5 separate regions of the Mus musculus genome follow, and all the other regions are linked to region 1. A link is a loop called in an ENCODE intact Hi-C map of the cell type or tissue named here. Cell type or tissue: heart. All regions are shown on one strand. Links, peaks and the distances in the headings refer to the core of each region. The heading gives the core; the rest is flanking DNA.

Region 1 (6,436 bases), core at 783-5,782:
GATTTAGAAGTTCAGGAATCCCACGTGACGTCACCGGGGGGGTGATGTAATGCACTCTAAATAGAATGTATTGTAATCTTTGCTCAGTCCAACGTGGTCCCTTCACCCGGGCTCGGCTCTTGCCTTCTCCACACTTGTTTGGTAAGTTCCTAAAAATACGGCGCGGCCACTTCTGGGCCTTTTGCATTTAGCCACTTTCGCTGCACTTGCCGCGCGAGCCGACTCCGGAGCGTCCTTGTTTGCAGGGGTTGGTTCATCGCTGCAGCCGCGAGGTTACTTAGTCCAATGGGCAGGTCACAGGGCAAGGAGTAGAAAGGATGCGATGCATTTTTTCCCCCTTGATTTGTGTTTGTAAACACTTTGGCGGATCAGAAGGAAGTCCGGCCCCAATTGCTGGTGGACTGTGGAGTTGTGCTGTGTCCTGTAGTCACCCAGAGACCCCACGCCGTGTCCGTCCCGGAGCGCTTCTTGGTGATTGCTGCGCCGTGCGACTGGAGGGATGCTGAGTGGAGCCAGCGCCGTGTCCGACCCAGTGTGCGTGCGTGTATGGGAGCGCGCGTGAGTTTCCCTGACACGGGGAACAGTTATGAATCGGGGGTGTATGTTTGCCTCCAGAGCCCCGGCATGGTGTGGAACCCTTCTGAAGTGTGGTCAAGCGGCGGTGGTGGTGGCGGCGGCGGAGGCGGCAGTGGTAGCAGCAGCAGCAACAGACCAGGAACCTGGAGCCTCCTCGCATCCCGTTTCTCAGTGATGCAGCGGAACCCCGGGAGAAAGTTAGCAAACTTCCAACCGTTGCGGCAAAGTCGCCTGGTCACCTAGGGGCAGCCGAGCGAGTTCGCAGGGGGTTCTCCCTCTCCCGGGTGCCCAGCGGCCGCTGCCAGTTCTCGCGACCGGCCGCCGGCTGCAGCGGGAGGGTCGGTTGCCTTGGAGGGGGACTTGACTTTCGCTCCAGGCGCTCCAGCTCGAGAGTGCTCCGCAGCCCTCGCCTTCACTCCTGCAGCCGCCTCCCGCCTCCGTCCCCTTTGCGCTGGCACTCTTACTTCTTCCGGGCTGCTGCCCCAAATGACAGCTGGGGCCCGAGCCGCACTGCACCCAGGCGGTTCTCAGGACCGGGCGACAGAGTCTGCCTTTGAGCCAGATTCTTTATCGAACCGCTTAAACTTTTCACAAAGTTCTTAAAGGGTTGAGACAAGCAGACACCGCCCCCACTAAGCCACTTTAGAGGGACTATAGCCCGCTTTAATTTTTCATTTATTTTCTAGTCATAGATTTATTTCCAGGGAGTGTCTAGTAGAAAAAGCTCCAGCTTTCCCTGGACGAGTGCCGCCCCCACTTGATGCTGGTTCAACGCTGGGAACTAGAGTGGGCTACTTGTACATCGTTGTCAGTATCAGCAACGCTTGCTTGGTTTTTTATTTTTCCCTCTTCCTGACATGTGTCAAAGAATAAAGGCTGGCTACAGGTCCATTACGTCATTCTGCAGGCCAGTAAGTGTTTTATTAAGGGCTTCAGATATTCAAGGGTTTGGGGGCTCAGAATGCTGTCAAAGCAACTATGCCCCCATCCCCCGGGGCAATTGCGGGTTCTCTGGACACAGCTATTGCCCTCTCTTTCCCTACCCCTCTTCCTCCATCCCTCTCCCGCCCACCTCGTTATCACTCGGCCTGCCCCCGCCTTTTACAGTTTCCCCCAGGGGGAATGCTGTCCCAGGAGTGAGCTGAAGAGCTTCTGGTGCCTGAGCGAGCTCAGTACCTGATGAACGCTCAATCTGCCCTTTTCTATTATTTAAGAAAGGCACTATCCAGGCCCGTTTTTCCCACGCGAGAATGTTCAGCCTGGATAGAAAAATCCCTGGAAAGGTTTAGAAGCCTTATATGCTAATAGCTTGTGCCTGCAGTGACTTAGGAAAGCAATAAGCCACAGCTAAGAGCCCAGAGCCCCGTGAACCGAGCCTAGGAGAAGGATGAAGGACCTGACTAAATCAGGTTTAGCGGGAAAGGATCTAGATTTGACATTTTATTTCCAAAGTCAAGGAAGTGTCTGAGAGCTGAAAGTACCATACAACACTTTGCTGCTGCTGCGCGCGGTACTTTCTTATCCTTATCCTTGAGTTTCTATGTTTGTAGAGGAAGTTAAACGCCCAATTTAGAGAACTGAGTTCTTCCCCACTTGCTCTTTAAAAGAACACCAGCAGCAAAAACACCACCACGTGTGACTTGTTTCGGGGACAAAGAGTGAAAACTTTTGGGCGTGAGTGAATAATGATAGCAGAAATCCAGTAAAAACAGACAGAGGCAGAAGCTTTGGGCTGGGGGACAAGGTGTTTGAAGGCGTTTTGATTTGGAGATGGAGGAAGCTAAGTAGAGGAAATTTTATGTTCTAAATAGGTGGCATTCTTGAAGAACACGTGTTTGGTTATAATTAGATCTACTTTCTCCAACATACTCTGGCCATAGAGCAGGCTTTGTGGAGCTCGTGGCTGGAGATCGCTTGACACCCCTTCTTCAAGTTTGTGGCAGCATTATTTATTGGCATCTAGCGATGAAGTGGCATAAGTCTCCTATGGGAAGCATGGGCATTGAAAATGTTAAAATTCTTGTTTGTGATGCAGAGACCTAAAGGGGAAAATGGGCAGGTCACGGGCCCTGGACAGTGTGATTAATGATCACTGATTTAGTGATCAGTGATTAGTGGTTTTATTCAAACTGTTACCTCTGACCAGAAGCACACATCAGAGGATTAACAGGCTCTTTAGATAAATGCTCATTAGTGGAAGGGGAACAGCAAAGATAATAGGCATGCACCCAGGGACAACTTTCGAAGAAAATCATTCCCGTCTTCAGAATAATAAGCTCTGTTAACAGAAAGCCCTTTTAATTTAAAACTTGCTTTTATCTTGTAAATCAAAGTTAGATGTAAAAGTTTGTAGTGCCATTATAACCTAAATTTTCCCATATCCATGAGATGTGGATTATCCCAGTAGCGATATTTTTTTTTATTTAAATAAACAATTGGAGCTTTAGAGTGGCTGAACCCTGACAAGCTTAGCTCCCAGGGCTGGAAGGTGTCCCCCCTTCACGCCTGGAGACTGCACTTTGCTAACTAGATGGCGCACTGTTATTTGCTGTCCTGTGCTGCAGAGCAGTAGAAAGAAACTGAGCATGTAGCTGCTTGCGAGGTGTTCTTCAACACAACAAAGTTCATTCTTTGTGGGATTGGAGGCTAGACAGTTCTACAAGTTTTTAGTCACATTTTCCATGTCAGTTAAATCTAGGGAGTTGAAGGCTACTGGAAAAATCAGTCTCATTACTAAAAGGAACTTAAAGAAGGAGGGAGGGGAGAAGGTACCAGAGTCCACAAGATAGGTCGGAGCTGCAGAGTGACTGCTAAGTGCCAGGCCTGCTCTCTCTTTAACTAAGAGCTAGTCCACAGTCTTCTGGTCTAAAAGACTGAGTAATCAAGTACTCAAGAACTTGTTTCCTTTCTGATCTTGCTGGTTAAAAGAAGTTACAAGAGAGAAGGGAAATTTCTGATCTGGAGACTGCAGGAGGCAACACCGTGCGGCTTGACTCTTGCAGCTATGGTAAGAGCATGCCCATGTTTCTGGAGCAGAGAAAGCCCTCACAGCAGTCCAGATGAGTCTCATACTGCCACAGACAGGACTTGGAAATGGAGTTTTATCTTACGTATATTTGTATGTGGTGTTTTGTTAGTTTGCTGGGATCAGTAGGATTTTGTTTAGGTATGTGTGTGTGTGTGTGTGTGTGTGTGTGTGTGTGTGTGTGTGTGTGTGTGAGAGAGAGAGAGAGAGAGAGAGAGAGAGAGCTTTATTTCGGAAATAAATTATGTTTACAATGCTGTGAGCTGCTGTGGGGAAGCTATGAAGAATGGAAAGCAAGGTGGCAGGTAAAGATCTCTTCAGAAAGCTTTCTTGAGTCACTTTAAGGAGTACTTGAGTTTTAGCAAGAAGGCAAAAGAAACAGTAAAGATTAAAGGCAAAACAAAACAAAAAACCATGTCCACACTCAAACTTAGATACAGGCTCCCCTAAAGAAGGATGTTATTGATTAAATAGCAGTTTTTACTTGAGTTTAAAACTCTAAGATAACAACTCACTGCCTTCTCACCCATTTTCTCATTTTCTGTTGTTTACATTGTTTTTATATGAATTTCATATTTTAACTCCTCATTTTTGTGTAAATTTTTTATTTTCAAATCAACTAAGAGTAAATACATTTGCTCAGCTGATAATATCTGCAAGTCATATTTTTTTAAAAATATAAATAACTGATTTCTATAAATTACCTGTCAGGCAAAAGTAGTCAGCTTTTTAGATTGTTCCTACAAAATATGGACGCTGTGCCTTTCTTTCTATTTTGCTTTGATGTTTCAGCCTTTGAGTCAATGGCGGAGTAAATGGTGGTCTGTTAGACACTTCTCCTGTGTAGCTTTTCATTTGTCAAATATTCTTACTGGGACTACTTGCCAGTTTCTCACGCCTGCATGTTCAAAACAAGTCAGAGTTCTTCCACTGCAACTTTTACCAATGTCACATTTCCAGTCGCCTGATTTCTTCCTATGACTTTCTTTTTAGAAATCGGAGACCATTGGAGTGTTCGTCTTAAGTTGGGAATTGTTTGGTAGGAGTCTGGTGGTCCTTGCCCCTTCCGCATGTGAACCGTGTCTGTGCAGTTGGTTTTCTTCTGGTTGTACTGATAGATTGGAAATGGGATTTGAGCGGTGTTATTATTTCTGTCATCTTTTCTTTTCCTCTTCAAAGCAATGCTGTTAGTCACACAATTAATGTGATCGAGCCTGGTGTTTTCCATCTATATACTGCTTTTGCTGCTTGCAAATTGGATTTCTAAGGAAATTTAGGATTTTTTTTTTTTTGAGGCAGCTTTCTTGGAGGAGCCGGACAATGACCTCAGTCAATTCCTTATCTTGTCCAGTTTGACTGTTGGTGTGTTATGGGAATGAACCAAGGGCTTTATACATTGGTGCTTAAACATTTAAATTGAGAACTATTTCTCCAAATTCTGTTTAAGAAAATGATACCATTGCGATAAGGAGGCGCAGAGAGAACAGCAGCCTTGAATACGCCTGGAAGATAAACTTTCACAAAGAACCTCTTCCGACTGCTATTTGTCAACTAAAGTGTACTGTTTTGTCACCGTGCTTTACGGAGGGAGCTTGGTACTTTAAAAAGGACTAATGTGCTTACTAAATAATTATTAGATTTAGCAATTAAGAAAAGACAGCAATTAATGTATTTTTAACATTCATTATTTCTATAGTTAGGAATCACAAATGATCAATTCAACATAAGAAAATTTTTAGAAAGAGGGAAGGCTCCTTAGGAGCTTCCAATTAGTGGTTACACTCTTCTGAAGACACCGGGGAAATTTTTGAAAAGAAGACTCTGGGACTTTCAAAGAATTCCGAGTTCAGGGAAAAAGTTCTGAATGCCTGCAAAGTGACATGGGATGCCAAGTGGCTTTTCCTACAGGTTCACTCCCTAGTCTCCCCCCCCCCAACCCCCACTTTTTTATCTGAAAAAAGAAGTCAGGAATAAAAACATTGATGTGGATTTGAATATTGCAATTGGTTTCTTCTATTTTCTGAAGATTCACATTTCTAATCCCTGCCCCCAAGTTAACAAGAATGGGAAATTACCATGTTGGCATTTGACTTGACCTGATTCCTCAGGGAGTAAAGGGACTCTTTCTTACTCAGCCTAGGGACTGATGGTGGATAGAAACTGATAGCTGTATATAGATGCTGGAGCTAGGGAGAGACTCTTGGTCAACCCCAAGGCCTGGTTACATCTCTTAGCTTGTCCAAGGCCTATGCCAGAGACAGGAAACCCGGGCTGAATGCCTGGCCCCTGTCTTCAGCTCAGATTCTCTGTCTGTCAGGCAGGCTGCCTAAATGCTCTTGTCATGGATGCATACAGCAGAGGCCAAGGCTTTAGAAACCTTTCTCTCATTAAGCCTTTTCACAGACAGCCTTTCAAAGACAGGTTTCTAAAAATTAACTTGACTGCTTTGAACAAACAACTGTAGTTTCTAGTCTATATTTGCATATATATGTATACATATATATACATATATACACACACACACATATATATGAAATATATGTATGTAATGCTGATTTTCCTAAAATCTTTTAAACTGACTTTTTTTTTTTTTACCTTAACGTCTTCTTCATGCTTACACTAAGTCTCGCAAAACCCAGATTATTGAAGTTTCATTTGAGAACACAAACTGGGCAGAATTAGAATGGTTGACAAGTCTGTCTCAGCATAAAGCAGGGGCTTTCTTTCCTTGTCTGCATCATCTCTAAGGAGAGGTTCTGAGAAGAGAGAGAAGGCTTAAAGTTTATATTCATCACCATTCTGTCGAGCAGAGCAAGTGCTCTGCCCTCTCTCACT
Region 2 (6,436 bases), core at 849-5,848, 220 kb after region 1:
GGAATTTTTTATTTATACCTGTGCTAGCCCCAAGTTTACTTTAAGTCAGTTCCCCTAATCTCTATTAGTTGTGTTTCTCTCTGCACTGGTTGATTTTTTTTTTTTAATTTGTTTGTGTTTATCGAGTTGACCCAAGCTCCAGAAGACTGGCCTGTAGGCATGCTGGAGGACATTTCTTAAGTAGTGATTGATGTAGGAGGGCTCTGCCCATTGTTAGTGGTGCAGTTGGTCTTGGGCCGTCTAAGGAAGCATGTTGTATTAGCCAGGAGGAGCAAGCCATCATGGCCTCTGCATCAGTTCCTGCCTCCATCCAGGTGTCTGCCTTTCCTTACATTCCCTCAGTGATGGACTGTGATTCGGAACTATAAACTAAAATAAAACCACTTCCCTCCCCTGGTAGCTTTTGGTCATGGTGTCTTGTCACAGCAGTAGAAACCTAACCCAGACACTATTCTATAAGCAAAAGGGTCAATTCAGATGCACTGAGCACCCCATAGCTTCCAGAGATAATGTCACATGGGTCAGTGAGACCATAGGGACGATTACATGGTCTCAGCTTTGCCTCTCTAATCAACTGATGTTGGCACAATAGCATCCACCTCATCAGATCGCTGTGAAGACTCAAGAAAATAGCACAGTGTGGGACAATGGATTTTTATAAGCACTTTTTCATTGAATTCCCATGACTACATCAAAAGGTCCAGGCTATCATTATCCCATTTTACAGAGGAGGAAATGAGGCTAAGAGGGAAGCCCGAGTTACCTGGCAAACGTGTATAAAGATGGAGTGACGCCAGGTTGAGGCTTTGCTTTGACCATTGTGCAACCCTACTAGATGCACTGGTCCATGATCCCACACATGTAGAAAATGTAAATAACGTACACTCTGGCTTATGCGTTGAATGCCTCCCCGGCATCCCCATTTTTGCAAGAAGCTTGTGGCTCCAACTACAAGAAGTACAAGGGGCAAGAAAGCCAGCCTCCTATCTGCACTCTTAGTGCTTAGTAAGCTCAAAGGGGACTAGAAAAAAAGTCACCCTACCCGAGGCTCTCACAGTTGACTTATATAGTCAAAAATGAAGGAGATCCGTGTTTGTGGCTGGAGTTAAAAAATCCCAAAGTGCAGTCAGCCGAAACCTCAGCCAGACGTGAGTGTGTGGCCACACTGGTCATGCAGAATTTCTCTTTGCTGAATTCCATGCAGCCAAGCCTGGCCTCGCTGAAGATCCACAGGGGAAAAAAAGCTATGTGTACTAGGATGAAAAAAACAAAGTGTGATCAGAGTCCTCCCTCATCTTCAGGAATGCCTGGTTCATCAGTGTTGACTTCACGGGCGTCCCTCCAGGAGACTGTGCCATCGGTCTTCTGGTGGTGAGGACCAGCTTGCATCTTCCTCATTGGCTGTTGCTTTTATTAAAATGACGTAGTATTTTAGTGGTTAATCTACATCAGTCAAAAATTACGAAATTAGGAAAGCACATTTATTTTAGCAAATAACTAGTATTGGTCTATGGGGCTATTTAAATCTAGCAGAATGTAAGTCGTCATGAAGCTCCTTGAGTCATTTCACCTACCTTCCTAAGGCTTCTGGGAACAGGCTGTGAGGAAGACCACAGATTCCAGACTTCCTCCTCCTCCTCCTCCTCTTCCTCCTCTCCCTCCTCCTCTTCCTCCTCCTTCTCTTCTTCCTCCTCGTACTCTTCTTCTTCCTCCTCCTCCATCTCCTCCTCCTCTCCCTTCTCCTCCTTTTTTCCCATTAATTTATTAATTCACTTTACATCCTGATCGCAACTCCCCTCCTCTTCTCCCAGTCCCACCCTCACTCTCCTTCCCTTCATTTCCGCTTCTCCTCTGAGAAGGGGAAACCCCCTTGGGTACTACCCCACCCTGGGACATCGAGTTAAAACAGGATCAGGTGCATCCTCTCCCACTGAGGCCAGATAAGGCAGTCCAGTTAAGGAAAGGGGATCCAATGGCAGGCAACAGGGTCAGAGACAGTCCACCCCCTTTGTTAGAGGACCCATATGGAGATCATGCTGTACATTTGCTACATATATGTAAAGGGCCTAGGTCCAGCCCATGCACAGTCTTTGGTTGTTGTTTCAGTTTCTGTGAGCCCCCATGGGCTCAGGTTAGCTTATTCTGTAGGTCTTCTTGTGCTGTTTTCAATACCTCCAGCTTCCTCAGTCTTTCTCCTCACTTTTGCACAAGACTCTCTGAGCTCAGCCTATTGTTTGGCTGTGAGTCTGTGTATCTGTTTCCATCAGCTGCTGGATGAAGCCTCTCAGGAGACAGCTATGTTAGGCTCCTGCCCGCAGCAAGCATAGCAGAGTATCGTTAATAGTGTCAGTGGTTGGCTTTCTCCCATGGGACAGGTCTCAAGTTGGGCCAGTCACTGGTTGGCTGTACACTCAATCTCTGGTCCACCTTTATCCCTGCACATCTTGTAGGCAGGATAAATTTGGGGTGGAAGGTTTTGTGGGTGGGTTGATTCCCCTCTTCCTCCACTGGAAGTCCCATCCAGCTATATGAGGTGGCTACACCAGTCTATCCCCTGCTGCTAGCAGTCTCAGCTAGGCTCATCCCCAAGACTGTTGAGAGCTTCCCCATCCCAGGTCTTATCCTAGAGATGTCCCTCCACTGATTTCCATTCTCTTTCCCAGCCCTCTCAAACCCCTCCCCACACCTGATCCCCACCTCCATTCCTCTCCCTACTCCTTCTCCAGCCCAGTTCCCTCTCTCCATTTACCTCTGATGTCTATTTTATTTCCCCTTCTGAGTGTTTTTCAAGCATCCTCCCTTGGGCCCTCCTTGTTACTTAGCTTCTTTGGGGCTGTGTATTGTAGCATGGTTATCCTGTACTTTATGGCTGATATCCATTTATAAGTGGTTACATACCATGAATGTCTTTCTGAGTCTGGGTTACCTCACTCAGAACGATATTTTCTAGGGCCATCTTATTTGCCTGCAAATTGCATGATGTCTTTGTTTTTAATTGCAGCCTTTCTTCTTCAGAGTGCAAGTATACTAGGAGCTCAGACACTGGGGGGCACATCATTTTATCTCACAGAGGTGTGTGGTTCACCATTTTCTGTGTATTCTAATGGTAGACCACTATGGTAAAGTCCAGCATCTTTGATTTGTAGTCTCTTCTTGGCATACACTACAATGGCTTCATCATTTCTACAATTTGAGGTCCATGGTGCATTGTAATAGTGAATATTTGAAATGATTGTATGATAGAAGAGTACAACTTTCAATTACACTTTTATGATAGGCTCTGGAAGAGTAGCCACTCAGGAGACTAAACTCACTGGCTATTGCTGTATATCCAGCTTTTCTCTGGGCTTGTCACGTTAACTCTTCAACCCTCCCCGGATGCTACAAGGTGTGTTGTTGTTATGACTATCCTCAATATACAAACAGGAACACCAGGTACTAAGTGCAATTTCTTTCATCCAAATCTAGGAGATTGGGTGGAGGCGGGCCTTGGATTTGATCCCTAGTAATGTACGAGAGGGGGGAGAGGGAGGGGGAGGGGGAGGGAAAAAGGAGAGAGGGAATTGAGAAGAGAAAGAGAGGGAGAGAGGAACCACTTTTTTGTTTGTTTTGTTGTTGTTGTTGTTGTTGTTTTGAACTTTTGTGCATATTTCCATTTCAAGCCACACAGACTGCTGACTTTTAACAGGGAGATAGTGAAGAACCTCTGAGTGTATTCAAGAGCCCTGGGCAATAAGCAAGAGTTTATTCTTCTCCATGCTCTATAGAAAGGACCGATAAACAATCAAGCCACACTGTGCTCCCCCTGGTGTTCAGAGGGAGCCTATTGGGGGCCTTTATCAGATGGCTGAGGCTTCAATTCCTTTCTGTTCCTAAGCCTGAGAAATGAGGAGCAGCTAGATGCCAGGACAGGGGTGCCTCTCCTCATCTGTTATTGCTCTCAGGATTTGCAATAAGTTACACACAATTCAGGAGTCTCAATGGTCAAAGTTATTAAAATTTCTAATTTCCTAATATTCTCCTGCTCCCTACACTTGTCCACTCTGCCACACCCGGGCCTTCTGCATCTGGCTTTTCCATATTTCCTTCTTCTTCTTCTTCTTCTTCTTCTTCTTCTTCTTCTTCTTCTTCTTCTTCTTCTTCTTCTTCTTCTTCTTCTTCTTCTTCTTCTTCTTCATATGCTGGCTGCTGGCCCTTGTTCTGAAATGTATGTCACCGTTGCCTTCATACTATCAGCTCAGAGTTTTTGAGAGCCAATGTTTGGAGACCAAAAGATGTAAGATCGCCTTGAGCATTCAAGAAACTTGAACTTGTAGTTTGTTATTTGACAGAGTCATACCATCGGCTAGAAAAAGCATTTCAGCCATGGCCCCCTGCTGCTGTCACTTTGAGAACTTAAACCCATCTCCAGAATGTCTGAATCATTCTTTTGGGGCGGAGCTTGGGCATCAGTCGTTTTTGTACATGAGGTCATCACTGAGAACACTGGGCTAAATTCATCTTTTGGCTCAAAATTGAATACCAAAACCCAGAAAGGACTTAGCTCAAAAATATGTAAAATCCATTGAAATGGCCAATTCTGGTTCCCATGAGTTGTCTCTTAAAATGTGGAAAAGTCGTTTTTGGTATATTGCCATGGTTATTCACTGACTAATAGGAAGGTGAAGTTCATGTCCGTCCTGTGCCAAAGTCTTTTATGTCTAAGAAGTCTCAGTTCATCTACAGCCCAAGGCAAATGAGAGCAAAGAATAGAGAACATTTTGGGAACACTGCTGGCCACATCTTCAGTATTCTGGACATCAAACTTTGTATGTGGCTTAGAACAAAGCAGGGCTGGGGTCACTGTGCTAGTTTGGGGACCGGCCCAGACCTTCATCTGTAAATGATCAATCAGTGGCACCTGCCTTGCACAGTTACGATGGCAGAATGGATGTCAAGGCCCCTGTCACAGGACATAGTGACCCTGTCCTTCCCAGTGATCTGAAAAGCCCAGGAGAATAAAGGGTCCCTCTCTCATTCTCATGGACAGGTCTTCATGTGCCTGTGGTGTGGGTCAAAAAGGTAACTGTAATCTTTCAGAGATATAGGGAAGTGACTCTCATGCCTGTAAGACAGTAAAGGAAACCAGAGATCCTGGGCTTCTGTCATCTGTGCTTAGAGTGCACAAGCCAGATACAGCACATGCACAGGACTCTTGACCTTACCTGTTTATTTACCAAAAGCCCGTTGCAGCCAAGGCCACGGAGCACCAGATCCTCCCAGAGAACTAGCATCTGTCACCCTCCCTGGCCTTCAAAACCTTGCGAAAGATGTTTCTTTTTTTCCCGCAGAAGAACAACAAACAGACCCCGTCAGGGCTAGATACCAGGGTGTAGCACAGGAAATTTGTACTTCAAGCAGGGAAGAAATGGAGGAGACAGCTAGAGCAAGACTCTGCAGTGGCTGCAGTGGCCGTGGGACTGGGGTGGAGGAAAGTAGAAGTTTGGAGAACACATTGCACCAGGACCTACTGAAGAACCTTAGTGTTGAGAAGGCAACTGGAATTGTGGAGGAGCGCAGGTGCCATAGACTCAACGGCAGCACCCGAGGAAGTAGAGGAGCTGAGCTGCCTGCTCTCACTTTTAGTTCACTTTCTGCCGAGTTTACGGCAAAATCAGTTGACATGTCCTCTGCTCTGTTCCTTTATTCAGCAACCATTGGCTAGGTATCTATCACTAACCAGGAATTCGGAGCTAAGAAGCAGGAAGAACAGCCCTGCCTTGTGGAGAATATAGTCTGGGATGGAGAGAGAGCATTAGATAGACACTGGATGTTGACAGCTTAACTGCATTAATAACAAACGAATCTTTAAAATTGTGCTACGCTCCCAGTGTATCTACTCATGTTCTCTCTTCCCGTTTCACCCAGGACAATGGCAACGGCCCTCTGACTTAGGAATCAGTTTGATGGTTGAAATAGAATTTACTGTGTACAGATTCCAAATGGTACCTCTGTTTGTCTGGGAAAAAAATTGATGAATTAAAATTACAGATTGTTGTAGCTAGTAAAGGAGATAGTGCTTGTCAAATCCTTAGAGACACACTTAGCGTACAGTAAGCACCCAGCACAGATTAGAATTCTAGGATTGATGCGCCCGCATATGATAAGAAAGAGAGGCTGAGGGTAGATGTGCAGAGGCAGGTCCTGCAGAAACATCAGTTGACTAATTTATCTCCCCGTTCTCTGCCTCCTCCCTTCCCTTGGAGAGTTGTTCTGGAGTTACACACCCTGCATGCAGGCCAGACAAGCTGTTTAGCTGCTGTCAGCCCCTAAATTCTTCTTTCTGGCCTCTATTGACAGAGCAGAGAGGAGCTGGGGCAGCCAGCAACTCTGGGTGAGCAGGCAGGCTGGCAAGAAAAGAGTTTTTCAGCTCCAAAAGATAGTCAGAACAGTCAGG
Region 3 (6,436 bases), core at 798-5,797, 360 kb after region 1:
CTGCCTATCTATCTGCCTGAGACTGACTGTAGATTTTTGCCAAAAAAAAGGACTAGTTATATGTTTTCAAAAGTAACTGAAGACTTAGTCCTTTTTTTCCCTAGAGTCTAATTGTAAATTCTAGTGGTGGTAATTTCAGTTTCTGTAGTGGTTAAGAACTCATTTCTAGGGATGATGAGATTTTTAAAAAGACATTTTGTTGATATCTCATAAATCAACTTCAGCCACGTCTCAGTCTGTCTGTTGAATGTGCCTTCACACAGTCCTTCAGAGGTATAAATAGCAAGGAGTCTATAGTCAGTCAAATCTCACTTTTACATAGCCATGAATATTGTCATCAAGATAATGACAAAGAGCTGCTCACCTTATTTTTGTTCACGTAGATGACATTGGTCTGATTTGGAATTATAAAACATTGCAGAAAATTCCAAATCAGGCTTTATCCAGCTAGTCTTTGGATATGCTATCTCTGAGAACCTCATGGGTTATGATGGAAGATGTATGCAAAGTGAGAAGAGGGAACCGAGGATGGACATGTAAAGATTTAGATGTCTTGCTTTATTTTTTGTTTGGTTGTTCCTTTTCCAATGAAAGCAAATGTCATCTAATCACATTTCCCTGACCCATAACTTTGTGTCTATGTCCTTTATATTTTTCACTTTTATGGATCCCTGACATGGGTAGACAAGAAAAGACAAAGGACAATGAGTTGATGGTGGTGGAAAATTAGTCCTGGCACTGAGAAGGGGGTCAGAGGAATGAAAGTGGAGAGTTTGTAGAAGGGACCACCACCTTATGTCAAGCCTCCTCTCAACACAGTGTCCAGAATGACTGCTACTGGACTGTGCAGGAAGCCGGGCGCTATATTCACATTGTAGTGGCCCTCACCACTGAACATTTCCTCGGGTAGAAATCACACTGGGGCAAGTTCAACAAAGGTTACTTAGACCTCCTGGGGCCACAGCTTTTCCGAGATATAAACGGAAATCCTAATGTATACTAAATAAGAGGATACATAGTTAGGTTTTAGTATATAAATAAATATAAATATTTATGCATTAGTCCTTTCCCACTGCACTATAAGAATTTCAGGTGTTGGCTTAGCCAGTGTGCTGTTGACTGCATGTTATGCACCAGCTCCTTAAAGTTATTTGAAAATCAAGAGCTGAACAAACAAATAGTCTGACAAAAAGGAAATATTGATTTTTTTCCATATCCCAAGATTTATGTTAAATTCCCCCCTTGGTTCTTGGTGAAATGTCTACATAGCCCTATCAAGCTGTGTCTGGCTCTATATCCAGAAAGCACAAGAGAGGTTACGTCTAGTAGACAAACATCTGAGCCCTCTGTAAGACTTCACTTCCAGGTAATGGCTGCCCCAGCAACTCAGATGGAATGGCCTCTGTGTCTACCTAAGCTTAAAGAAGCCTTTAAGAAGGAAGAGTTCCTCAGACTCCATGTTAGCCAGACTCTTCGCCACTAGTACACAGTAAAAATGGAAGGATGAAATTCATAGCAAAGAGTTCTATCTCTGGGGCGTTCTTTGGAGACAGACTATTTCCTGTTCTTTGAGCATTGGTAGATCATGAAGTTATTACAGGGCGTCAGAGCACCTGTCAAACTCAGAAATGGACACAGAATATGTTTTCAGTCCTGGTGTCTACTTTTCCATCTCTTGCTTGTAGGGTTTCTCTTTAATAAGACAAGGCCAGGTCCAATCCATGCAGGGAGAAAACTTCTAAGAAAGCCATCTGGAACTCTGTTTTGCTTGCCTCTCATGACAACTTTTACAGAGTCAAATGATGTCACCCTTGAGCTGTGCATTCCCATCACCTAACCCCTTTTCAGATCTTGCTGCCCCCTCTTTATTGTCACTGTGACTATGTATACCAGACTAGCTGCCCCCAGTATATCACAGGTAGGTTTCATAGAGCACCTAGGAGAGAGAGAGGGGGAAAGCTGGGGAGCATGAGAGCCCCTTCCATAAAGTCCTGACATGAATTCCTTTACTGAGCTTCATCCTGTCCTTTCAGGAATTTTTCTATTGGCCAAATCTTAGCAAAGTTGGGTGTAGTTTTAACTCAGCAGAACTTCTGTTTGGAGATATTACAGAGTGACCATTTCACTAGAATCTTCCTAAAGACCCCACCATGAAACTCACCTATCATTTGCCTAAGTATTCCACAGTGAGCCTGGAGGACTTTTGCAGAGACTCCGGAGCACATTCTCTCAGAGTTCCCTCCTGTAAGCGGGCACACGCCTGTTCTGCGGCCCTCAGTTTAGGTCCTGGTGGTGGGTATCAGGAAAGCCAGCTAAAGCAGAAAGCTGAGAGTTCATATCGTCTTGATCAATCACAAATACATAGTAGAGGCAGCCACTGAAGTGGCATGGGTCTTTAAACTCTCAAAGCCCACCTCCAGTGACACACTTCCTCCAAGAAACCACATTTCCTAAACCTCCTCAAATTGTGCCACCAACTGGGCATCAAGCTTTCAAATACCCAAGTCTTTGGGGAGATGTTCTCATTCAAACAACCACAGGCCCACATGTCAAGATGTCAAGATACAGACTAGTCTCCAAGTTGTGTGTATCACGGGAGAGGTGGGTCGGTGAAGAAGATTCTACAGGTGTATACCAGGAAACAGGGGACATGAAGTGTCCGGGAAAGGGAAGACCCGAGAAGATACTCCTTAAAAAAACTATTAAAAGTTACCTGATCTATCCTGTGTGTGTGTGTGTGTGTGTGTGTGTGTGTGTGTCTGTGTGTCTGTGTGCATGTACACGTGATGGCACATTTGGAATGTTGATTTACGGAGGTCAGAGGACAACTTTGGGGAGCTGGTTCTTGCTTTGCACCATGCTCCATGGTTTCTATTCAGCAAGCACTTTTACTGGCCGAGCCATCTTGCCCACCTGAGAAAACACTGCTGATGATTTTTTTTCCTCCCCAAACTCTGTAGAGAAGGTGAAAGGTTCCTAGAAGAGGCCTCATCTCTGAACTAAGTCATAACAATTACCCTACTACGTTAGAAACTTTGGAGCAGGAAAGAAAGTTGAGTGCCAGAAACACAAAGCTGTCCTTGGGGTAGAATGAGTTGCTTTGTAGTCAGAGAGCTCTTCCTGGTCAGAGGACAAATGGGAGACCTTCTAAGGGCTGTGTGGGTATTCTCGGGACACCTGCCTGGGCTCTCCTCTAGCTTGGGTCCCACAATTGCAATTTTGAAGCATTCATTTCCTGACAAGCATTCAGAGGGTCCTACAAACCCTGAAATTTGCTTTGAAGTCCAATCAAGATCCACCATTTACAATGCTACCTGGAGAGACCCCTCCCCTCATCAGATGTTAGCCATAGGCTATCTTCTCAGAAGGAAGTGGTTTCCACCTACTGGTAATATCTGAATATGGCAGCCTTCATTGAGGATGGTCTGCAGTCTCACACATCTCCCCAGAAGCCTCTTTCTTCTTCCAGAATATTCCAAAGATTCTATCGTACAAACCCAGAGAGTATTGACATCTAGCCATGAGTGCAGAGTCAGACCTCTGTTTCACTTAAGGAAGCATGTGTGTCTTTGGTTTGAATGATAATGATTTAAGATGTGAGATTCATCTTCTTTGTTTTCTTTGCTTTTATTGAAAATCAGTTGGATACATCATCCGGAAGCTGTACTCTCATTTACAAGATACATGTTTTGTTTGTAAGCCTTGCACGCATATAAAAATCAAAACCAACTAACCAAACAAAGAACCCGTATTCAGGAGTCCCAAAGTCCCTGTTGGGTGGAAGTAGTGAAATAGTCTAGCTAACTACATTTACAAGGGTGGAACCAGCCCTCAGAGTTAATTCCTTATTAAGAAGCACCAAGGAAGGGTCCTGGGGGACCTGACTGACATGCAATTTTCTGGTCTCCATGGGGACAACTGAAGAACAACCCTGACCAAAATAAAGAGGCTCATTATGTGGTTGAATGGGACAATTCAGGAAGATGGAAACTGGATTGAACTTAAAGGATGAGTAGGGTGATCGGCTCTCCCCTCCAGCATAAAAGCCATAAATTTCCACTGCACACAAGGGGCCTGTTGGCCATGTTGAAAGGACAGCAGGCAACAGTGTGCCCAGAGAGAATAGTCACTAGCCAGGGACTGCTGAGGACCTGCAGCAATTTCTTGATCTCCTAAGAGCCCCATTCTTACCCCTGCTCAAAAGCTCCACAAAGAGGCCAAGGCAGTGGAAAAGGGCAGCTGTGAGTGGACAGAAGAGAAGAGTCCAGTTAACACACTGAGGCTTTCGCTTCCAGCCAGTCCATTCTATGTTTAGAACAGAGCTGCGGATGCTGGCCGTCTGGAGGAGTGAGCTCTCCTGGTCATCTGTGGAAGCCCATCATCTTGGGGTATCTGCATCCACAGACTAGAAAGCTTATCCCTACTACAAAAGCCACCATCGGGAAAGTAAAATGCCATACCTTAGAGCAAAAGATTTGTAAGGACTCTAAGTTCTGCCCCAAGGCATCTTCCTTGGGCAGGCGTCCCAATTCCAGTGAAGGAGATAGAAGGAACCATTCCTTTTTAACGAGGTGGTGCACTGTGGATCCTTCACAATGGTCCACATTTCATCCCTTACTCTACTCACTGTTTGGGTTTTCATGACATGAAAAATAACCAAGTAAAAGAAGAGAGAAACCGGTTATGGCAAAGGTGGTCACATTCGTCCACAGCAATGCTAGAAACTGATCAACCACTCACTGCTGCTCTGTTAAAGTGAAATCAAAGCCACACTATGAACAGCACTTTTTACATTTTTCTCTCTGTGGTAGGTAAGTTGTGTTTCATGGCAGGGAGAAAAGAAAGGACGGAGGGAAGGAGGGAAGGAGGGAAGGGAGAGGTGATGAGAAAAAAAGGAGGAAAAGGGAGAGGAAGAGGAAATTATGTAGCAGTTAAACAGAAGAGGGATGGGAAGAAGGGAGTATGTGGGGTGAATAGTACAAACTCTTTTAATTACAGTGTGGGTACTTTCAGAGGATCACACCACAGGTCTCTGAATTAACTGTGAATGTGAGTTACTTGATATGTGTGTCCATGTTCCCAACAAATCAAAGCAGGGCAACTAGATAAAAAGTTAATTGATTGTGTAATCTTCCCATAAACTAAGTGCATGCCAAAGTATCACATAGCACAACTGCAAATCATGCAGTTATGTTTGCCGCTCTGACTCCAGTGATGCTGGAAAGCACTGTCTATATGTTGTTAAAGCATCAGATAGTCTCAGGACCAAAAGGAAAGCTCTTCCACTAGGGTCCTCCTTCAGATCAATCACCTACATCTTATTTACTTTCTGTCCTGTGAAATGGTTGTATGAGCTAGTCTCCAAGGCCATGATGGTTCATAGAGAAGCATGAATGGGGCTCTTCCTTCCGGGGAGAAATGCAAACTTGGAGTTCATGATCACTGTCTCCCAAACTTCCCAGGGGAAAAAAATTCAGAGTCAATGTATGTTTCCTTGTCGTGGGAGCCATGCTGGAATACGAGGTTCACAGGAGATTTGGGCTTGCCTTCTGAACCCCTCCTGATGGAACATGCTCACAGGTGACTCTGAACAAGTTGTTTCTCCTGTGAGGACCTCTCCCATCTTAGCTTGGAAGATAATGACACCTGCCTGGTGAGTTACTGTGTGAATATGTGAAATGATTCTTACTTGGTCCTTGGTACATGTGAGAAGCCAGGCAGCCCTTCCCATACCCTGCTGTTTGGTGTGGGCATTTTATGTATATCCCTTCCAGAAACTTCTCTGTGTATTTTTACATGGTAACTGCCTAATTCAACAACAAAAAGTATCTGTGTAAAGGCCCAGACATGGAACTTCATAATGTTTAAAGCATCAACTGCCAATTCTCTGTGCCTGTAATATCTAATTTATAGCTCCCTTGGGTGTGTGGGTGTGTGGATGAAAGGTTGAGGCTAATATCACAAGAGAAGACTTTTTAAAAAATTTGTCACTTGTTTCTTTGGTCCCTTAAGAAAGGATTCTGTAAGTGTGTTCTTTGACTGAAAGAGCATCCCAGCCCTGCTCTACGTGGGTGATGTGTCAGTATTTTCTTTCTTCCTCTCCATAAATTTCTCATGAGAGAAAGTCACCCTTTTCTCCTTGGCCTGGTGAAAACTGGACAGCAAGGCACAGCTGGCTGTCCCCTGAAGCTCGCCCACACTTCGAGGCAGCCGTCTGGCTTGGCAGCCAGGTCCAGCTGTGAAGGGACACAGGGTGGTTTCACTTCTAAAAACCACCTCCTCTGAAGGCAGACTGGTGGAGTCTCCTGAATTTGGCAGACTGTCTAAAGAGGGACTCCACTTCAGACGCTGACTAGGGACCTGGTGGCTTTCACTTAAATCAAACTCTGACTAATAGTTAAAAGGCTGTGATGGGCGATCAGTCACAGCCAAGTGA
Region 4 (6,436 bases), core at 987-5,986, 230 kb after region 1:
GCCTGGTTGGGGCCAGGAGGATGTATTAGATGAGGGACGCTGTTGGTGGTTGTCCTGTCTTCATCTAAGGTGACTGTCTGTGAGCTTCTATGTTTCAAATATTTTGGTCTTTAGATAATTTGCTGACTCTCCTTAAAAACAACCATGGTGGGATAAAGAGCCTGGGTAATGATCCCCCACATTAACCATGGCCTTTCGATGGTTCCTAGCTGCTCACCTAATGACAGCTCTGGCTGTGGGGGATATGGAAAGGAGAGGTAGGTGGTTTCAGTGGCACATAACACCTATGTTCTTCCTCTGCCAGGAAGTAGGCTTTTCCTCATTTCCACATTTGGCATCCCAGCTCCCCGGACTCTTCCTTTCCCAATTAAGTTAGTAGCCATTTATTTCACTCTCTATGACAACATTTGTTGATGCTTTTTTTCCACAGTATTCATCATTTATGAAATGATGGTGTATAGTTTTCATGTGTATGTTTATCATCTGGTCAACCTTCTCCATTACTAAATAGGTACCATAAAGTCTAAAGCATTCTCTCGCCTGTTCTGCATCTTCAGTTGGTAGAATGATATCTGTTGTATAATGAGCGCTCAGTGATCAAATGAGGAATGTTTCCATACATAAGGAACGTTAACTTTTCTATGCCTTTCATCATGGTCCAGCTACTCTAAGTACTTTAGACACACTAACTCACTTAATCCTTTTGAGAAGTACATGACATAAGCAAGGATTTTCTGATTAATAAGCCAAGGTAAGGTGTTATGCAGCACTCACATTAAATGACACTGGTAAAGCAAAATGCATTGTATGCTGACCTAAGTTTTTAATTAAAAAAAATACATAAAATAGATTAAAACAGGTAGATCAACTGACCAAGGCACAGAAAAGTCAAATAATTTGTCTCAGGCCAATAACAAACAAGTGCCAGTATTAGGATTCAGTCTCTGACTTGCTAACTCCAGAAAGAGCATCTTTACCCTCTATATTGACATTCTTTGTGCCATAGCTCTATCCAAAAAGAAATGTTGGCAACCAATCAAAACAAACCAAATAAACAAACAAAACTCTTTCACAATGAAACATGAGGGGCTTGACTCAAGGACTTGGTCACACACATGTATGCTTATGTGTACGGACAAAAATCTGGCACTGTGAATATTCTCTAGTTCAGGGCTCTCAATCATTAGGGGTTTCCCCCCACCTCAGAAAACACCCGAGGAGAAATCAGAGAGCACATCTCTTCTATCAATAAATGCCATGCCACTCTATGCAGAGTGAGCAAGGCAGGTGGATAACAGTGGTCATGAACTTCCTCAGTGTCCTTTTGATGTGTGAACACGTTGAGCACAGTCAGCTGTCGAACTGCCAGTGTTGGGGAGGGGACCCAAAGCAAAGGATAAGAGCAGAGGCAAACCAGGGCCTTGTGGGCTTCTCCAAAGTCATCGCCTAGAGAGAAATGACTCTGAGCCTCTCTGACCTCACACTTTGGCCACATGTTCTCAGGTCTCATGATAACCATCTTGCTGCCACCTTCTCTTCATGTACCATTGCTCTGCCTATAAAATAAGGCCAGAGCTGAAAGTCGGGTAACGAGGAGGACTCTGCCTCTTGAAGAAAGTGTGAAAAGAAAAATCAATGAGCCCGTCTTCCTGGCACTTTGATCAGTAAGATGCCCAGAAAAAGAGTGGAGAAAGATGACTGAGAACATTTCAGAGACATGTTTTTCTCAGAGGTTGATCCTGTTATTATATGTGTGATCTTGGTGTTTCCTATTCTAGCCTTGCACCAAGTTTTCACACAAATGTCTTTTAAGCACAGATCTTCCATCTGGCCCCACTCCTGGACAGTGGTCAGCAGCCTTTGAGTCTAGAGAAGTTTCCTTTAAAAAAAAAAAAAACCCTGTTTTTTCTTTTTTACTCTTAGACCACTTGATCAGATATATGCAAGTTCAGGAACCAAATAAAGTGTTTATTTTTCAATGGGAAGGTCAGAATACATCCATGTTTTTGGATACTTTTATTTTAAATACAGTGATCACAATACAATATTTTATGAAGTAAAAATATTGAAATTATATATTTCTATATCACTTTGATACTTTTATTTTTAAAAAGATTCTGGGTTCTATATCAGTAGAATCCATTTTCACTATGTTTTCTTGCCTATTTCAGATGGCCCCAACTCCCCCCTGCCCAGCTGCTGCAGATCCTGGGGAGTCTTGCCTTGTGTATCTTGTCTTTCTGCCTCAGTTGCAGAACTGATTTTCCCAACTTACAGTGGGACTTCTAGGAACTGGTTGCATTTCTCCACGGATTGCTAGCCTAATGGCCTGTCTACTCCACTGTGTTCTCACCTGACTCTCTTACTTTGGCCCACTTTCCTTTCTGAGTGTTGGTCTGGATGCCTAATACACTTCTTTAATTCTGAATTTCACGTCTTGTATGATTCTTGTCAATATTACTGTATCCTTTCCTAGAAGACAAAGACACTTCACCACTGAGCTCTATGTCAATTAGGAATCTATTTGCGTACAATCAATCAATCAACCAATCACTCAGTCAAATGATAATGATGATTTCTCAGGTCTGTAAGTTTTTGGATTTTTGTTTTGTCTTGGATATTTTCTATATACTCTACCTTACACTCGCTGATCCCATTTCATACTTTCTTCTCTGTGTTGAAGAGGGATCCATGGTTTTGAAGGAGGCAGGAGGGGTGACAGTATGAGAAATACCTGACATTTGTTGGTCACTAGCTGGTCACCAGATGCTAGGAAGCACTTGCTATGTACCTAAGTCAGTAGACAAGTCTTGATATTTCTGTCTTTTTGGTCATCCCAAAAAAAATGGGTCACCAACCTGGGCCAGTTCGCTTTATGTCAGCTTGACATAAAGTAGACTTATCTGAAAGGAGGGAATCTTGATTGAGAAAATGTCACCATAAGAAAAGGCTGGAGGACATTTTCTCAATTGTTGATTGATGGGGGAGGGCCCAGCCTATTGTGGGTGGGGCCATCTCTGGCCTGGTGGTCCTGAGTTTTATAAAAGGTAAAGCAGACTGAGCAAGCTATGAGGGGCAAGCCAGTATGCTTTACCTCTGGATCAGCTCCTGTCTCTAGGATCCTGCTCTGTTTGAGTTCCTGTCCTGATACTCCCCTCCCCAGCTTGCTTTTGCTCATGGTTTCATCACAAACAGAAACCCTGACTTAAGTCACCTTCTGACTGTGACTGCCCAGATGGAAAGCTGGACTCTCTACTTTAATCGGCCATGTTCTATCTTCAGATCACCATTGTGCCTCTTGAGAAGTCTGTGGTTTGTATTTCCTGGCTTAAGGGTTTTGTGTCTTTAAACCTACCCACTTCAGCTTCTTACTCCATAGGATCTCTGTCGTGAACTTTTTGGAAATGCATTCATTCATTCACACTGTTTGCAGTTGGAAATCCATTCATTCATGCACAGTCACATTCCAGATCCATCTATGCCAAATGACAAGGCTCTCCCCGAACACTTGGCAGTCCACCTGGCAATTCCAAAGTGTCCCCAAGCCATGCCACGTCCATGCAGCTTAGAGCTGCGAGCCAAGCTTTCTAAAGAGATAAACAAAACTTGTCCAGCAACCTGTCAACTGAGTATGCCAAAGGTGACAAATAAAACCAACAAATCACCATTGAGCAATAAGATCACAGGATTGCAGAGCTGGCTGGAAGCTCAGATGTGTCCGTTCCATCTACTTCTTCACTGTTTCCTCGGTTAACGTACTCTTCTTTTACTTTCGGATTTCAATATTTTTCAGTGTTGATATATTCATGCAAGGCTCTTTACTTGAGAAAAGCAAATGAGGCGCGGTAACACACAAGTTGTGGTCAAACACCCTGATTATGGTGTTTGCTTACGGCATTCTCCCCGAGGTCATGTCAGAGCCTGTCTGCTGGGGGCTGGAGAGATATAAGCCTACAGAGGGAGCATACAGCCCTTCTGGCTGGACTGTGTTCAGAGGATTTCCCCATGTTACCTCCATTGCCTAGGAAAGGACTGGGGAGCATTCTACACTCTGTGCCACTGGTGACTTCCTCAGCAGTCCTGACTTAACAGAGGAGTCATCACGCAGTAGCAGCCCTTTTTTCCCATGCAGCACTTATGTCTACTAAAGGAAAATAGCTTGTTTCTATAGTTATTTGTTTATGGTCCCTTCTCCTTGACTATAAATTCCATAATAACAGACATTATGTCTACCTGTTGTATCCTGTTGTTTCGGGATAAATGGCCACACTCATATTTAGCTTTTCACTTTCAATTATGGCCTATAACCTGACCGTCTGTGTTCTGTATGTTGTTTATCACCTTGGAAGGTCTATAGTTTTCTTTTCCTCTTCCTCTCTACCATGCCTGTCCTGTTCAAGCCCTCATCACTCTCTGGTCCTCGCTTCCCTCGGACAGTTAGTGCTATGTTCTCCAAATGCACATGGGTCCCATGTGCTTCCTTTAGTCCAATACCATCCTATACTTTTTATGTGCTCATTTATTAATGTGTTTTCTCTGGAGACAGCTTTTTTTTTAGAAGATTTTGTTTTCAAAGCTGAGCAGGAAGATTTTTAGCAGGCTCTATCTGGACTGCATTGTAAGCTCCAGGCTAGCCAAGGTAGCTTAGTGATACCCTGTCTCGAAATAAAAAGTGAAAAGGAGTCTAGAAATATTCTCAGGGACGGAACTCTTGCCTCGTGTGTGCAAGGGCCTTGGGTCAATCTCCAGTGCTTTGGGGGGAAAGCAAAGCAAAGCAAAACAAACAAAAAGTGGAAGACTGCTGTTTGCCTGCCTTCCAGTGTACAGCTCAGTACAATAACTTGTTCTTGAGATGACTAAACACTAGTGAAGGAGACTAATAACAACCCCCAACATTTGCAGGCTTCAGTTAGGTTCAGTGATAGAAAGCTTGTATAACATACCTACAACTCTTAGCTTGACCCCAGCCTGGTGAAAGTTGCTGAAAAGCAAACAACTTCAATATGAAATTATAACTTGTGACAACCCTCACTTTGAAGACAACAAGAAGGTTATTGTAATGGAGACTAATGTGACAGAGTGAGCTGGTGGGTGGCAGATGAGTGACATGGTTAGGCATAAAAGATCAATCTCAAATGACACCACAGAAGAGGTTGTAAAGTCACACAAAGACTAAGAGGGAGGGAACCAATGGTAGGAGTGCTCCTGGGGCCCCTGCTATGTCCAGCCTTCTGATGCTGCATCCCCTGTTGTCATCTAAGAGGTTCACACTCCAGAATTGTGCCACCGAGTTATCCGCAGTTTTAAAAGAAATGCCATGAAAGTATGTTTACAACTTTAAGTCAGGCTGCATCCATAGTTCTCCTTGACAAAGTGTGGCTGCTTTCAGACACAAGGGAATCATGCTAGGGACCGGACATGCCTAGAAACCTTCGTCTATGAATCAAGGTTGTTCTCATGAATCCTTCTTGTTGGAAAGGTCATACTGTTGAAAGCTGGTGTCTAATGGAAGGTGCTTAGTGCTCTGTGTTTTGAGTTTGAACTTTAAATGCCATGGTGTTTTTCCCCAACTCTTAGTGCATATCTTCCACATGGAAGAGTAGCAGATGCCATATCTGGAAATGAGAAGTTTAACACAGACGAGAGCTCAGCACTGAATGATCATTCAATTATCACATTGTATCAAATCTTTTCTGAATTAATGCACACCTCTAAGGCATTTCATTATTTGCTTCTGTCACTATGAGAATTTCATCTTTGGGAGAAACTATTGATTTATGATGTTTAATTAATGGTATTTCTTAGACTTTTCCAGTAATCTTTAAAATATTTTTTGGCTTGTATAGACTCAGTAAAAGGGTTCTTGTGAGACATACTAGCAAAGATATGGATTGACAACCTATAATATATTATAGCCACTGTAACCTTGTTCATGGTTCCTGGCTTAATCCATATTACTATTGTAAAAAATACACAAGTGCACACACACAGACACAGACACACACACACAGAAACACACACACACACAGAAAGAGAGAGAGAGAGTTGCTTAATGTTAAACATGAGAAAATACAATTGACATTGTAGCTTCTGTATCAGGTGATAATGTAGTCTATCTTCAGATTAGAAATTGGCCAATGTTACATATGAAAATCCCCAATGAGAAAATTTACTGGTGTTTTCATATAAAAAACAAAGCCCAAAACATTTATATGTATTAGTGTTTTGCCTGCATGTGTATTTGTGCACCATGTATATGCAATGTTCACAGAGGCCAGAAGAGGGCATTGGGTCCCCTGTAACTGGAGCATCAGATGATTGTGAGCGATCATGTGGATGCTGGGAACTGAACCCAGCTTCTCTGGAAGAGCAGCAACTGCTTAGCCATCTCTCCAGCCCTTGAAGTATTCTTTCCCCAATTCCCACTATAAATCAG
Region 5 (6,436 bases), core at 451-5,450, 220 kb after region 1:
TGTCTGATCACAACTTTATTTTATTTTATTTTTTTATTTTTTTCAGTTTCATATTTTTATTATATATTTTCTTTATTTACATTTCAAATGTTATCCCCTTTCCTAGTTTCCCTTCTGAAAATCCCCTTTACCCTACCCCTCCTCCTGCTCCCCAACCCACCCACTCCCATTCCCAGTCCTGGCATTTCCCTATACTGGGGCATAGAACCTTCACAGGACCTAGGGCCTCTCCTCCCCTTGATGACTGACTAGGCTATCCTCTGCTACACATTCAGTTAGAACCACAAGTTCTACCTTGTGTTTCTTTGAATGGTGTTTTAGTTCCAAGGATCTCTGGGGGTACTCTTCCTCCTATGGGGCTTCAGACCCCCTGATCCCAATTTTAAACACAAGAAAGAAACAAGGAACGAGTGGGAACTGGAGGGAGGAAAGTGGAGGGATAATCTCATGTGTACTGTGTGGAAGCATCACCTGTCAATAAAAAGCTAATGGCCAATAAACTCAAGCACAATTAAAAGGTGGGGCATCCAGTGGGAAGATAAGAACTCTGGGAAAAAGTGAGAGGCCAGAGACTCATTGAAGTCAGTGGTTGAAGCTGAGGAGAGGTAACTAGCCACGTGACATGCATAGAATAGTATAAACAGGTTAAACCCATCTCTAACTGGGGAACAAGCCTAGTCTATGGCCTAGGCATTTTTAATAAATAATGAGCCTCTGATTGTTATTTGGGAAAGAGTGTAAGGGTGGAAAAGCATGAGGTTACAGAGAAAGAAGAGGAGGGGAGGGGAGGGGAGGGGAGGGGAGGGGAGGGGAGGGGAGAGGAGAGGAGAGGAGAGGAGAGGAGAGGAGAGGAGAGGAGAGGAGAGGAGAGGAGAGGAGAGGAGAGGAGAGGAGAGGAGAGAGGAGACAAAGAAAAGGGGAGGTGGTTAAGGAGAGAAAGAGGGGAAGCAAGGGAAGACAGGGACAGAATTGGAGAGGAGAGGAGGGGAGGGGAGGGCAGGGGAGGGGAGGGGAAGAGGGAAGAGAAGAGCAGAGGAAAGCAGTTTTCATACTTCTTCAGGTCATCCTCACAGATCTGATCAGTGTTTAAGATGGATAAAACCTCTTTGGGTTTAAAGCAGCATTGGTAAGACTTAAATTGCAGATTAACCATTAAGAAATAATTGGATAGAAAGAAAAGAAAAGACATTATTAAGATGGTCAAAAAGGCACTTATTTAAATTTGTTGCTAACAGGATCCTATATGTTATGAGATGAATTCCCCAACAGTTGGTTTCTAATATGAGTTTTAGGATGATGTCAGTGAACTCTAGACTTAGAGCCCCAGGGATCTTCGATCCTAAACTAAATCCTGCTCAGTAGAAGTAGATCCTGGTATAAGATTTTGGACTGTTGAGTTTATTTATATTATTATATATTTTAAACAAAGATTTAGGTTATTTCTGCCAAGTGTATAGTTGAACATACCAATCAGTGAAATAACTAAAAATTAACAGGACTGGGAATCTAGCTTAGTGGTGCACGTCTAACAGGGCCCAACCCTATATTCAGCCCCAGTACAACAAAAAGGAGTTAAATCACCAGTGGGCCAGCCAGGGCCACATCTCTGATTTAGTTAGTGGTACAGTAGTAGGATTAGAGGAAGCCTGTGCTTAGGAATGCCGGAAAGTGAGTATGCTGCGTCTTTCATGTGGAGGTTGTTGCCATGGCATCTCATGAGGAAACTGGCTCATAAGGAATCCCTTTTATTTCTTAAAGAATAAATTCTGCCTGGCCCCACTCCACTTCATTGATGTGTCTAGCAGTACTTCAAGGGAATTCTATCACTAAGGAAATGGCTATAGAGTCCACCTTCTCCATGAGGCCATGCCTGCTGAAAGCCATACCTCAGCATCCCCAGTTGCAACACATGGAGCTGGTGTATAATGAGGAACCACCTTTATCTCCAGAGTGGATTCTCTCATCTTATAAAGGAGCTCAGAAGAAGACGCTTTTGAGATAAATGCCAATCTGGCCTTAGCATACATTCAGTAAATGTCTACATCCATTTTCCTTCCACACCTGGCCAAAGCTCCTCCCATTTTAACTTTCCAATTAGCATCAGTAACTCTCTTTGCTTAAGGGGACAACTTCGGCAAATTCCAGAATTTCATGATAAGCCAACTCAGCTTTGGAGTACGACTTCCACCATGCAAGTGCTGTTTCAGGAGAGAATGTAATGAAGAAAGGGAAGGTCTGTGGTCCAGCTGGCACTGAAGAACACGGCAATGTTTGTTGGCACTGACATTTCATAAGCCCACAAGAAGTCCCCAAAAGATTTTCACCTTAAAGCCCAGGCCCAAATTTGGAAAGGAATTCTAATCCAAAAAGTTGTGTTAAATTTCTACTCCCAAAATCATTCAGGATGATGTAGACATTTCCATGTGCCTAATATGGGTAGCATTTCCCATGGGCCCTCAGAACTGAATGGCTTTCAAATTGTGCAGCGAGTCCAGGGTACTCTTTAATGATACCCAGCTAAGAATCAGTCACAAGGGACAAGTGAATCTTGGCTGGTCTTGGGGACTCAGAGGGTCACGGAGAATCCCATGTCTCTGGTTGAATAATGTTTACCAGCTAAAGTCGTTTGCAAAAAATATAATTGGCATGTAGAGTTGTTGAAAACTACTGAGAGCCAGAAAGTTGGGGTTATGATAGCTATGTAGAAGGGAAAGCATTTACAGTATTCCTTTGACCAAAAATAGATTTTAAACACTATACAACCACAATGGAATGTGTCCATTTGTTCCTAGATGGGTTGTCTCTCATTCTCGTGTTTAGGTCATAGTTATTTGTAGATTCTCATGTGACAAGGTCTTCACAGACTAAATTCAGTAGTGTCACCTTCTGAACAAAGCAATCCCACACACTGTGGTTTTCTCCTGTCCAATTTGACTTGTTTTGTTTCATGCTGCCTGTATCTCTAGCCTCTGGTCCAAGGTCAGCAGATTGAATTCAACTTCATTCATTTAAAAGACTGATAAATTCATGCCAGCACATGATCTCACCCCCTTGAGTAACACAATGTGTCTACGCTGGACTGTGAAGTCAACCTCTAGATTTGAGTGTTCTATGTGACCCTGGAACCACACCTGGGCAGCAGAGTGGTGTCATCATACCACATGTGCATTCCAATGTGTGAGTTTGTGTTTTAAGGCCAAGATGTCTCCTGAGATGAAAAGAAACACAACTGACTGAGTTATTGATTTAATTCAAGAAGATCCTATAATCCAAATAAAATAGGTCCCCAAGTCCCAGGGTGGAATTTCCTAATACTTACAACCAGTTTGTTAGCCAATAGATGGTTAGGAAATCTCAAGTGGGTTTGAATTGTACTAAGACCAAAAAGATCTTATTACCATAGTGGAGATGGTCATCAAGTAACACTGAAATGAAGTCATAGTTCTGGTAGAGCATTGCTTCCGAGTGTACCAGGTTTGAGATCCTTGTGCAGGCAACAGCTGACATGTTTGTAAATGAAGATCACATGAGAGAAGGGGGCAAATTCTTCTTTACAAAATGCTTTCTTGTGTCTCTTCCTCCTCCTCCTCCTTTCCCCCATCTCTCCATCTTCAGTCATTTATGCCCTTTAAAATATTCATTCTATCAGCCATGCAAGGAAACTTTGTCAACATCTAGCCACCAGACTTGACCTCTAAGGCAAGTATTTACAAGGCTATGAAGGCACACGCTAGAAATGCAATGAAATCCAAAGTCCTAGAAAAGAGCAAAGAGGAAATTGCACCATGCTCTAACTGCCAGGGAGAAAAGAACAGTAGTGACATTCCTAACAGTCTTATTAGGAGTCCTGGGTACCTCACGTGTGCGGCACTGCTTCATCCTCTCCTCAGCCTCTTGAAGCAGGGTCTGCACTTATTTCCATTTTATAGGAGAAGAAGCTAAGAGCGAGTGATGTTAAATGATGTTTTTGTGTTCACACAAAGCCATCCTAAGTCACTGTCTAATACCTATTTAAAAAAGAAGTTATTTACTTTTTTTTTATCAGAAATAAAATGTAGGGAATGAGATGGGGCTCTAGGGTCAATGCACAGCACTACAAAAAGGTATATATGTTTAAGGTACATATGTTTAAGGTACATATGTTTAAGGTATATATCTTTAAGGTATATATCTTTAAGGTATATATGCCTTAATACACAAGCTTGCCATGGAAATGCACATGTGGTATGATAGCACCCTCTGCCATCCAGGTGTGGTTTCAGGGTTACACAGAACACTCAAATCTAGAGATTGACTTCACAGACTATATATATATATATATATATATATATATATATATATATATATATATATATATATTTATATTTATATATTCTTAGTTAGGGTTATCATTACTGTGATGAAACACGATGACCAAAAGCAAGATGGGGAAGAAAGGGTTTATGAACTAGCAGGCAGAACTGATACAGAGGCCATGAAGGAGTGCTGCTTACTGGCTTGCTCATCTTGCTCTCTTATAAAATCCATCAGTCTGAGGGTGGCACCACACACCATGGGCTGGGTCCTCCCACGTCAATCACTATTTAAAATGCCTAACAGGTAGCCTACAGCCATATCTTATGGAGGCATTGTCTTTGTTGAGGTTCCTTCCTCTCTGATAACTCTAGGTTGTGTCAAGTTGACAAAAGCTGAACTAACCAACCAATAATAAAATTACCACACAGTACAGAATATGCACACAGAGACCATAGATGTGCACACATATAATCTCATGACAAACTTCTTTTTATCAAAGGATTTGACCATGTGATCGACTCTGGACATAGTCCAATATTTTTAGCCAGAGTTATAATAAGATTCCTTTTAGAAATAAGACTCACAGACCAAACCCTGTACCATCTATCTGAAAGGCCACTTTTCCCTTTGTGAGGGTTAAGTGGTTGCCCCAGTCCAAAGTGCAGTCCACATTCTATAAATGGCTATTACTCCTCTGTCTGACTCACTGTATGCATTACAGCAAAGTCACTTACAGATCAACTTATTTTTAGAATCTTAAAGAAACAGATTCTATGGAGTGTTTGTTTCTGAGCAGAGACTAATGCCAGTGAGAACACATCTAGAGAAGTTACTTTGCTTTCATTGGTTTCCCTTGCCACCGGCTCTGTTATAGAGAAGTCTCTGCAGGTTAAAGTTCATAAATTACCTAATAGCAGGTCGACAAAACTCTATGTCAGCACCTTTGTTGTTATGGGCTTATAAGAGGACTTTTGAATTTGAATTAAATAATGTATCAGAAATGTATGAAGAGTCAATATTCATAACGAGACTAAAGATTATGTTACTAGAATCTACCTTACAACTTTGTAAGACTGGGACCAAGGGCGATGGCTCAGCGGGTAAGAGGGTTCACTGTGCAAGCCTGATAACCCAAGCTTGTGTCCCAGAGCCCATGTAAAGACCAAGATGTACTGGCATGCCTCTGTGGTCCCAGCGTTCCCAAGGTGAGAGAGGAGATGGAGACAAACGAATCACCCAGAAGCATGAAGGCCAACAGCCTTGGACCAGCTCCTTAAAACTGTCCCATGACCTCCACAAGGACAATCTAGCATGCATGCACTCTCTCTCTCTCTCTCTCTCTCTCTCTCTCTCTCTCTCTCTCTCTCTCTCACACACACACACACACACACACACACACACTTGTGCCCACTCCCACCCCAACAACCACACATATGTTTAAAAAAGTATATCTCCAAGATGAGAACATTGGGAATACCAGCACCATAAGAGTGACAGAGATGATGGTGACAGCAAGGCCAATTATGAGAGATGACGGTGACAATGGTGGCAGCGAGGCCAGTCATCACAATGAGACGCGATCCTGGATGCGACATGCTGCCCTCTGCAGGCATTTAATCCACATCATTTAGGTTTACACTCGCACAAAGAAAAATGTGAATGTAAATGCAAAGGAATGCTTAGGCCAGTTGAATAAGCGAAGGAATATATTCTCCATTCTAGTCAGGGAATTCTTAAGTCCAAGGAGAACTGCATTTAGTAACTCATTTTAATTTTATTTTCTGAAAGAAAAGAAAAAGAAAAAAAGGAAGGACCTGGCTAGGTATAGTGGAGGAGAAGGTTTATTGTAGATAAAAGGGAGAGTTTGGGATGAACTTGACCCTGAGCCAAGCCCTGTCAGGAGAGGGGGAGGGGAGAAGGAAGAGGAGCCACTGACCAAGAGACCAGGAAGATAAAGGGTAGACTAAAAATGTGCCAGAAAACCAAAAGGGCTGGATAATATAGGGAAGGGCAGTTGGGGGAAGGGCAGTCCAGCCCCTGGGCTGGAGAAGTTTAGGGTAAGGGACAGGTCATGCCAGCCATACCCCTGTTACAGGTAGGGACTGAGGAATAGTGGGAGAACCTGGCAGCCTTAATACAC

Evidence for each region. A loop is a pair of places that touch in the nucleus more often than their neighbours do. Peaks named below come from ENCODE experiments on the same cell type or tissue, not always from the same donor. Only the 100,000 strongest peaks of a DNase experiment are listed, where the experiment ranks them.
Region 2: it touches region 1 in a loop (3.0-fold over the local background); 7 of 42 quality-filtered maps call a loop at or near these places.
Region 3: a loop joins it to region 1, with 1.8 times the contacts of the local background. A loop is called at or near these places in 5 of 42 quality-filtered maps.
Region 4: it touches region 1 in a loop (1.9-fold over the local background); 5 of 42 quality-filtered maps call a loop at or near these places.
Region 5: it touches region 1 in a loop (2.1-fold over the local background); 6 of 42 quality-filtered maps call a loop at or near these places.

Annotation. Positions count from the first base shown.
Region 1 is chr6:53,287,233-53,293,668 of GRCm38, forward strand. It overlaps Creb5 (cAMP responsive element binding protein 5), which reads left to right and starts at 71. Exons shown (of 11, transcript NM_001327821.1): 1 at 71-141. In heart, for the core only: a CTCF peak has its summit at 3,095; DNase peaks (open chromatin) are centred at 999 and 1,539; H3K4me3 peaks cover 2,702 bases; H3K27ac peaks cover 1,352 bases.
Region 2 is chr6:53,511,253-53,517,688 of GRCm38, forward strand. The region is part of intron 5 of Creb5 (cAMP responsive element binding protein 5); the gene reads left to right. Among named protein-coding and RNA genes, the nearest start is that of Gm38814, 21 kb to the left of the region's middle. In heart, for the core only: a CTCF peak has its summit at 3,787 (motif pointing left); no DNase peak of the experiment used is centred there.
Region 3 is chr6:53,646,610-53,653,045 of GRCm38, forward strand. All of the region lies in intron 7 of Creb5 (cAMP responsive element binding protein 5), which reads left to right. Among named protein-coding and RNA genes, the nearest start is that of Gm33392, 57 kb to the left of the region's middle. In heart, for the core only: a CTCF peak has its summit at 3,388 (motif pointing left); no DNase peak of the experiment used is centred there.
Region 4 is chr6:53,520,364-53,526,799 of GRCm38, forward strand. The region is part of intron 5 of Creb5 (cAMP responsive element binding protein 5); the gene reads left to right. Among named protein-coding and RNA genes, the nearest start is that of Gm38814, 30 kb to the left of the region's middle. In heart, for the core only: no CTCF peak of the experiment used is centred there; a DNase peak (open chromatin) is centred at 3,568.
Region 5 is chr6:53,504,324-53,510,759 of GRCm38, forward strand. All of the region lies in intron 5 of Creb5 (cAMP responsive element binding protein 5), which reads left to right. Among named protein-coding and RNA genes, the nearest start is that of Gm38814, 14 kb to the left of the region's middle. In heart, for the core only: no CTCF peak of the experiment used is centred there; a DNase peak (open chromatin) is centred at 3,018.